2 separate regions of the Homo sapiens genome follow, and region 2 is linked to region 1. Evidence: chromatin contacts called from ENCODE Hi-C data. All regions are on one chromosome and are shown on one strand. The core of a region is the stretch at or near the end of the contact, and the rest is flanking DNA. Distances in the headings are between cores, read along the strand shown. Region 1 holds the start of DMC1 (DNA meiotic recombinase 1). Region 2 holds the start of TMEM184B-AS1 (TMEM184B antisense RNA 1).

The links. Hi-C counts contacts between places; a loop is a spot of excess contacts on that map. Pooled maps may share reads with other maps.
Region 2: a map of endothelial cell of umbilical vein shows a loop between it and region 1 (2.8-fold over the local background). The contact joins the promoter of TMEM184B-AS1 here to the promoter of DMC1 in region 1. A Hi-C loop is called at or near these places in 3 of 168 maps with a recorded cell type or tissue (IMR-90, PC-9 and endothelial cell of umbilical vein), 1 of 37 single-sample maps with no recorded cell type and 7 of 50 pooled maps.

The regions. Positions count from the first base shown.
Region 1 is chr22:38,568,232-38,571,467 of GRCh38, forward strand. DMC1 (DNA meiotic recombinase 1) reads right to left here and starts at 1,952. Exons shown (of 14, transcript NM_007068.4): 1 at 1,812-1,952; 2 at 1-58. The coding sequence starts at 25. LOC105373031 (a long non-coding RNA gene) reads left to right here and starts at 2,269. Exons shown (of 2, transcript NR_134627.1): 1 at 2,269-2,363; 2 at 2,522-3,127. RefSeq lists a silencer at 1,948-2,237 and enhancers at 2,541-3,051, 2,638-2,687.
Region 2 is chr22:38,229,819-38,233,076 of GRCh38, forward strand. It overlaps TMEM184B-AS1 (TMEM184B antisense RNA 1), which reads left to right and starts at 1,502. Exons shown (of 2, transcript NR_186700.1): 1 at 1,502-1,597; 2 at 2,230-2,430. It overlaps TMEM184B (transmembrane protein 184B), which reads right to left. Exons shown (of 9, transcript NM_012264.5): 4 at 1,426-1,516; 5 at 851-926. It also overlaps the pseudogene RN7SL704P.

The DNA of each region.
Region 1 (3,236 bases), core at 702-3,201:
CCGCCACAACTTGATCCTCCTTCATATTGAAAAGTGGGCAACAGAAAAATAATCACTTCTGGGAAAATAAGAAATATTATGTAAGAAGTAGTCCTTTGTCCAGGGGCCTCTGATTTCATTTCAAAGTCAACAAGGACTAGAAGGACAGTAAGAGAAGCATTTAGCTTGGAAAGATGAGGCCAGCCTATCTTCTTTCTGCGAGACATGTGACATTATTTCTTGTGTGTGTGTGTGTGTGTGTGCATGTGTGTGTGTGTCCCCACATGCACACAGATGCCTGAGGGGCAAATTGGGGGGTGCTTATTTAGTTTCTTCTCTTTCCCCAACAGTGATCACTTATCATCTGGTTTCCATTGCACAGCTAATCATGACTTTATTACTGCCTTGAATGTTATTTAGAATTGCATATTGCTTTTAACCTTTCTTGTTTATGTTTAACAACAATACTCTAGGAACCTTGACATTATATCATTCTTCCTTGTGTCCTCCCTGACACCTCCAACTTTGTCCTCAATAAATGGATTCTATTTTTCTCATCTATGATGAATGCCTTCCTGCCTGCTGATTATGAATGGGTACTCCTGTAACATCCACCTTTTTGTTTCATAGAACATTAGCTATACTTTCTTTCACAGTATTTACTAGTTTCATGATTTTTTTAAGATTTAAAAATATGGTGGTCCGGGTGTGGAGGCTCATGCCTGTAATCCCAGCACTTTGGGAGGCCGAGACAGGCAGATCACGAGGTCAGGAGTTCGAGACCAGCCTGGCCAATCCCCGTCTCTACTAAAAATACAAAAAAATTAGCCGGGCGTGGTGGTGGGCGCCCGTAATCCCACCTACTTGGGAGGCTGAGGCAGGAGAATCGCTTGAACCTGGGAGGCGGAGGTTGCACTGAGCCGAGATCATGCCACTGCACTCCAGCCTGGGCGACAGTGCGAGACTCAGTCTCAAAAAAAAAAAAAAAAATTGGTGGATCATAATATTATATTAAGGCTGATAAGCAGTTAAAGTTTTTAACATTGTAGACTCAAAAAGAAATCTCAGGAATCCACAAGGCGTGATTGTGTTTATTTATTACAATAAAATGCGGTCCAAATCATCATTTTTCTTGGTCGATTCCATTTCCTCATTTGATACCAAAGTCAGGGGTTGGACCCTAGAACAAAGGGAACGAACCATTAATACTAAGGCAGGAGCAGGGTCCTACCACCCAGCACCTCAAACGGCAAAGGATGGAAGGCAACCGAGACCGTTCGGATGGGATCTTCGGGGACACTGTCCTTCAGATGGCTAGCTATGAGTACCCCAATTCCACATTTACTGTCCCCATCGAAGAGAAAAACAGCATTCATTTCTTCTCCCCGTGATGAAATGAAAAGATTGTCCCCCATCTCTCAAGGAGCCGTTGATAGACTGAACCGTTGGATTGAAAGTAGGGCTCCCCAATCCCCCGGTTTAAGACGACCCAGCTGTCCCCTCTGGTGGGGGCAGCAGCGCGGTCGGGTCGCCCTCGACGCCTCCCTCAGCAGGAGGCCTGGGCAGACCCCCTGCGGCCGCCGGACATTTTCCTGACACCGGATTCCCTGGTCAGGAGGATGAGGCGGGCTCTCCTAGACTCAGGTCCGATTCGATTGAAAATGAGGTTGGAAATCCCTCAAGATCACTAAAATTCCTCCCCAAAGGTCGGAGCGGAACGCTCAAAGTCACTAGCCCAGGGACCCCAAAAAAGGAGCGAGAAAGGGAAGCGCGCCTTCTCAAAACGAGCGTCCCCTCAGAGTCTTCGCACGCTGTTCGTTTTTGCCACTTACCCCCCTCGTACCCACAGTCTCCCCGAGATTTTCAAGGTGAAGCCCCTCTGCCCCGCCCGACCTCCTCAGCTGACAGGATTCTAACTCGGGCCTAGAACACGGAGCCTGGAGACCCGCGCGCCGTTGACCACAGGGTTTGGCGCCAAACGAGGAGGGCGGGGCGAGGACCAAGGGGCCGGGGCGGGGCGCAGGGTGAGGGTGGAAGGGCGGGGAGGGAGCAGGCCTACAGAGGGCGACGAGGGGCGGGGAGCAATGGGGGCGGGGCGAAGACCGAAGGGCGGGGAACGAGCGGGCTCACAGGTGGGGGGACCAGAGGGCGTGGCCTGGAGGGGGCTCAGGGCGAGGGGGCGGGGCGAGGGCTGAGGCGCGGAAAACGAAGAGGAGCCCCAGCGGGTGGCGAGCTGGGATGACGGAGGGAGGGAGGGAGGGGCGCTGTGGAAGGAGCGCGCTGAGGAGCGGGGCCTTGAAGGGAGACCGTTGAGCTGGGGCGTCCCTCGAGCTGAGCACCTCGCTAAAGTCCGGGAGAAGACCCTGAGGCGGGGTTCTGAGGAGGTAGCCTTGAGTCGGGGGAGGGGCGATGAGCAGAGGTGGCTGACTTTGGCGATAGGTCTTGGTCGCGAGGGTTGCAGATGGAGCCTTGGCTTAGAAGGTCGAATCCGGGCCCGTTTCCCCCCGCCCCCGCTGCCCATGGCTTCTCTTTTCACCTCCAGGTTTTCATGCTGGCTTCAGAGTTTGGCCGTGCTCCCTCAGCGTTCCTAATTTCCCACTTTCTGACTCTCACCATTTGCCACTCTTGTCTGTGATTGAGACACCCGAGGCCCATTCAGGATGGAGAGTAATTTTTTCTCTGTCTTAACTTGAAGTTTTAAATAGACCACAGACGCCAAGTATATTTTGGTTCAGCTTTTAAATAGAAGTCGCAGGCCAGCCTTCGTGCCAGCAGCGCCATCGCTGGCAGCATCCTCCTCCTCCCCTCACGCGGAGACTGACTTGGGGAGAGTCAGGAAACATTTGAGAGAGCAGCTGCCGAGGTGGAGGCTGTGATGTATCTTGGATGAATCTCTGTGCAAACAGTTCTTTGGGTTCAAGACCTAGTACAGGGCGATCCTTTTTGTTTTTTCTGTCTGAATCATTTTGGTGGAATAAATAGCAAAACATTCCCACAATAGCAGTTGGCATTTTGTGTAGGACGCACCCCCCCAACAGGTGGATTGTTTTAAGAGCCAACAAATAACTGCCATTGTGCTTCCAAATCTGTTATTTTCCCCCAAACACAGTCGTCCTTGTTATATGGAGATGAATGCCCATTTGGGGGAGGAACTGGATAGTGGTGAAAGGCTTTCGCTCTGAGGCCTCACCTAAATAATTATGGGAACTTTTGAGCAACTCGTTAGGTGAAGACATCAACAGTCTACAGAAGAGCTG
Region 2 (3,258 bases), core at 252-2,751, 340 kb before region 1:
AGCCCAGGAAGCTAGAGCGGCTGGATTGCCAAGGCTACTCTAGACCACAGGGAGGTCAGCCCAGGAAGCTAGAGCGGCTGGATTGCCAAGGCTACTCTAGACCACAGGGAGGCCAGCCCAGGAAGCTAGAGCGGCTGGATTGCCAAGGCTACTCTAGACCACAGGGAGGTCAGCCCAGGAAGCTAGAGCGGCTGGATTGCCAAGGCTACTCTAGACCACAGGGAGGCCAGCCCAGGAAGCTAGAGCGGCTGGATTGCCAAGGCTACTCTAGACCACAGGGAGGTCAGCCCAGGAAGCTAGAGCGGCTGGATTGCCAAGGCTACTCTAGACCACAGGGAGGCCAGCCCAGGAAGCTAGAGCGGCTGGACTGCCAAGGCTACTCTAGACCACAGGGAAGTCAGCCCAGGAAGCTAGAGCGGCTGGATTGCCAACCAGGAAATGCAGGGAGAGACGAAGAGACGGCAGAGGCCTGTTCTGGCGTGTGTCTTTAATGCCAAAACCCTCCTGCCCCCTAGCTGCAGCTGATGAGAAGTTTTCAAATGGAGGTTCTAGAATCCCCACGCACTTCTTCTGATTTTCACACACACTGAGACTTGGTCACACGAGCAAGAGTCTGGGATCAGCTCTTGCCCACAGTGCAACAGACACTCCCAGGATGTCGGTCGCTGCCCCTCCAAGCACACCCTGCTAATGTGGTATCTGCCTAACAGCTTCGGGGGGTGGGTGCTGGGGGCCTGGGGTGCCTCATAGGAAAGGGGACCTCTAAGGTGGGGCCCAGGGCAGCCCACGGCAGGGCCTCCCAGACCCCGCCCTGCTCCTCCTGAGCTAGGCAGCTGCTGGGGGCACACACCTGTTTGCAGAACCTCAGAAATCCGATGGAATAAGTCTTTCCCCAGAGGCAGCAGGTGCCATACATACAGCTGGACCTGGAAGAGACAAGCATAGCAGGCAGTGGCAGTGAGTGAAGAGCCAGGACTTGGGAACAGTGGGGTGGGGAAGGCCGCCCTCCCACCCATCCAGACGAGCTGGGGCACACATTCTGGGCAGACTTTGAACCCGAGGCCAAGCACAGGGAGAGGCATGGCAGGGCATCCGCACATGCCATAGGCGGAGGGACACAGGGCTGCACTGGCCCTGGGGTGACAAACCAACTTGGAGAGCTCTGAATGTAAAAACTGCAGGAGGCAGAAACAGACAGGAAAGCACTAAGACTGAGACAGGAAGAGACAGAGAGAGAAAGACTGAGCCGCAGAGGCCCTCCTAAAACGCCCAGAAGAATGGCGTTGCTCAGGAAATGTGGTGAGGCACAGCAGGTCAAGGTCACGGGCAGACATGGTCTGTGTCCAGCTGGTGCCAGGACGGCTCGAGGTACACCAGGCCCAGGAAACGGGGTGGTTTAGGGCTCTGGGAAGACTCCATACTCACTCAATGGGTTTTCCTCTGATCTCCGACATGATGGAACTTTCTCCTCCTAGGTACTCATAGCACAGGCTCAGGAAATTATAGATGACCAAGGCTGCGAAGAGAGTGTCCAGGAGAAACCAGTCAAATCAGCAGAATGGGTCCGCAGATGCTGGGATTCTAAACAGCAATGGAGGTGAAAGAGCCACAGCTGTGTGTGGCAACAGGGAGGAGGCTGGGGGACATAAGGTTGTGCAAAAGGAGCCCGTCAAGAACACAGACATCTGACCTCCCACTCCTAAGTTCAAAACCCGGCACACCTAAATTATCTTATCCCGGGATGCACCCCTGCACTGGCGTAATACTATGAAGGGACTGTCGTGAGTTCAGGGTTATGTGGGGAGGCCAGAGGAGGCTGAGGTAAGGGTGGGTACTCAGGAGGTTTGGGAGGGCTGGCAGTGTCGACCCTGGGGCGAAACAGTATTGCCTTTATTAGTTTTTCCGGGCGCAGTGGCATGCGCCTGTGGTCCCAGCTACTGCTGCGGCAGGAGGACGTCTTGAGTCTGGGAGTTCTGGGCTGTAGTGTGCTACACTGATCTGGTGTCTGCACCAAGTCTGGCAGCAGTACGGTGACCTCCTGGGAGTGGGGGATCACCAGGTTGCCGAAGGAGGGGTGAACCAGCCCAGGTTGGAAACAGAGCAAGTCAAACTCCAGAGTGGGATCGCACCTCTGAACAGCCACTGCACTCCAGCCTGGGCAACATAGCGAGACCTCATCTCTAATGTATTTATAAATAAATATTTGTCTTACATACTTGTGTGTTACAGGTCACAATTTTATAAGATAACAACAAAACAGTCTCTGTGAAAATCTTGGGAGAAATTCCAAGCAGGAGTGAGAGGGAAGAACCTTCATCCAGTCAACAACCTGTAGCGGTATCCGGAATACGCACAGCACTATGAGCTACAACAAAGCACACGGCAGCACACAGAACACAGTAAAAACCTTGGGAAGCTTGGGCTGCTCATTCTAAATTGGGACTCGGCTCAACATCTCCACAAAGACCCAAAATTTGCCACCGGGAGTGATGGCACAGCAAGTCTGCTGTAAATGTTGATGCTATAAATACAGCAACACGCTGTAACGGGTCTCCTGGTCAGGTGGTTCCTTCTGGGTCAGCAAAATGAAGGCTGCTGCCTGCAGGGTGCTAGAGGCAAATGGACATGCCAGGATGGAGGAGAGTGTGGAGAAGGCGGGGGAAGGGGTGCAGCAGACGGTACCCAAAATGAAAGAACGCAAGAGGAAGAGCCAGGGTGAGGACATGGGAATGAGGATGGGCATCCAGTAAAGGCACAAGGCCAAGGGGAGGGGCAGAACAGGGTCAGAACAGGTCGAGGGAGCCACGGTGGCCCTCCAGCCAGAGGGCTTCTTCTCATCTGACCCCGCCAGCCCCTGCAGTACAGAGTCCTTTTAGGCTCCCTGGTGCCGCCCAGCTTGGCACTTGATCTTTCAATGGGTGACCTGGTCCCTGCCCAAGCTCCCGCCACTCCCGAGCAGCACTAATGCTGCACTTCTCCCCAGAGCAGGTTCTCTTATCCTTCGGTGCTTCTGCACTCCCAGATCCCAGAGGTTCTAGCACCCTTCCCGCTGTACTCTCAGGATCCATCAACCCCAGCTGGGATGGCACCCAGTGTGACAAGTCCCCGGTGACCATCGTGGAGGTGAGTGCCCTCCTACCCACGGAACCTGATTTGCAGACACTTCCCACCCTGTGTCACAATGACTGGTCTCCCCCTCTCGCCTTCCTCAGGACACAGGTGCCACTCATGGCACACACGGGGCACACCACAACAGTT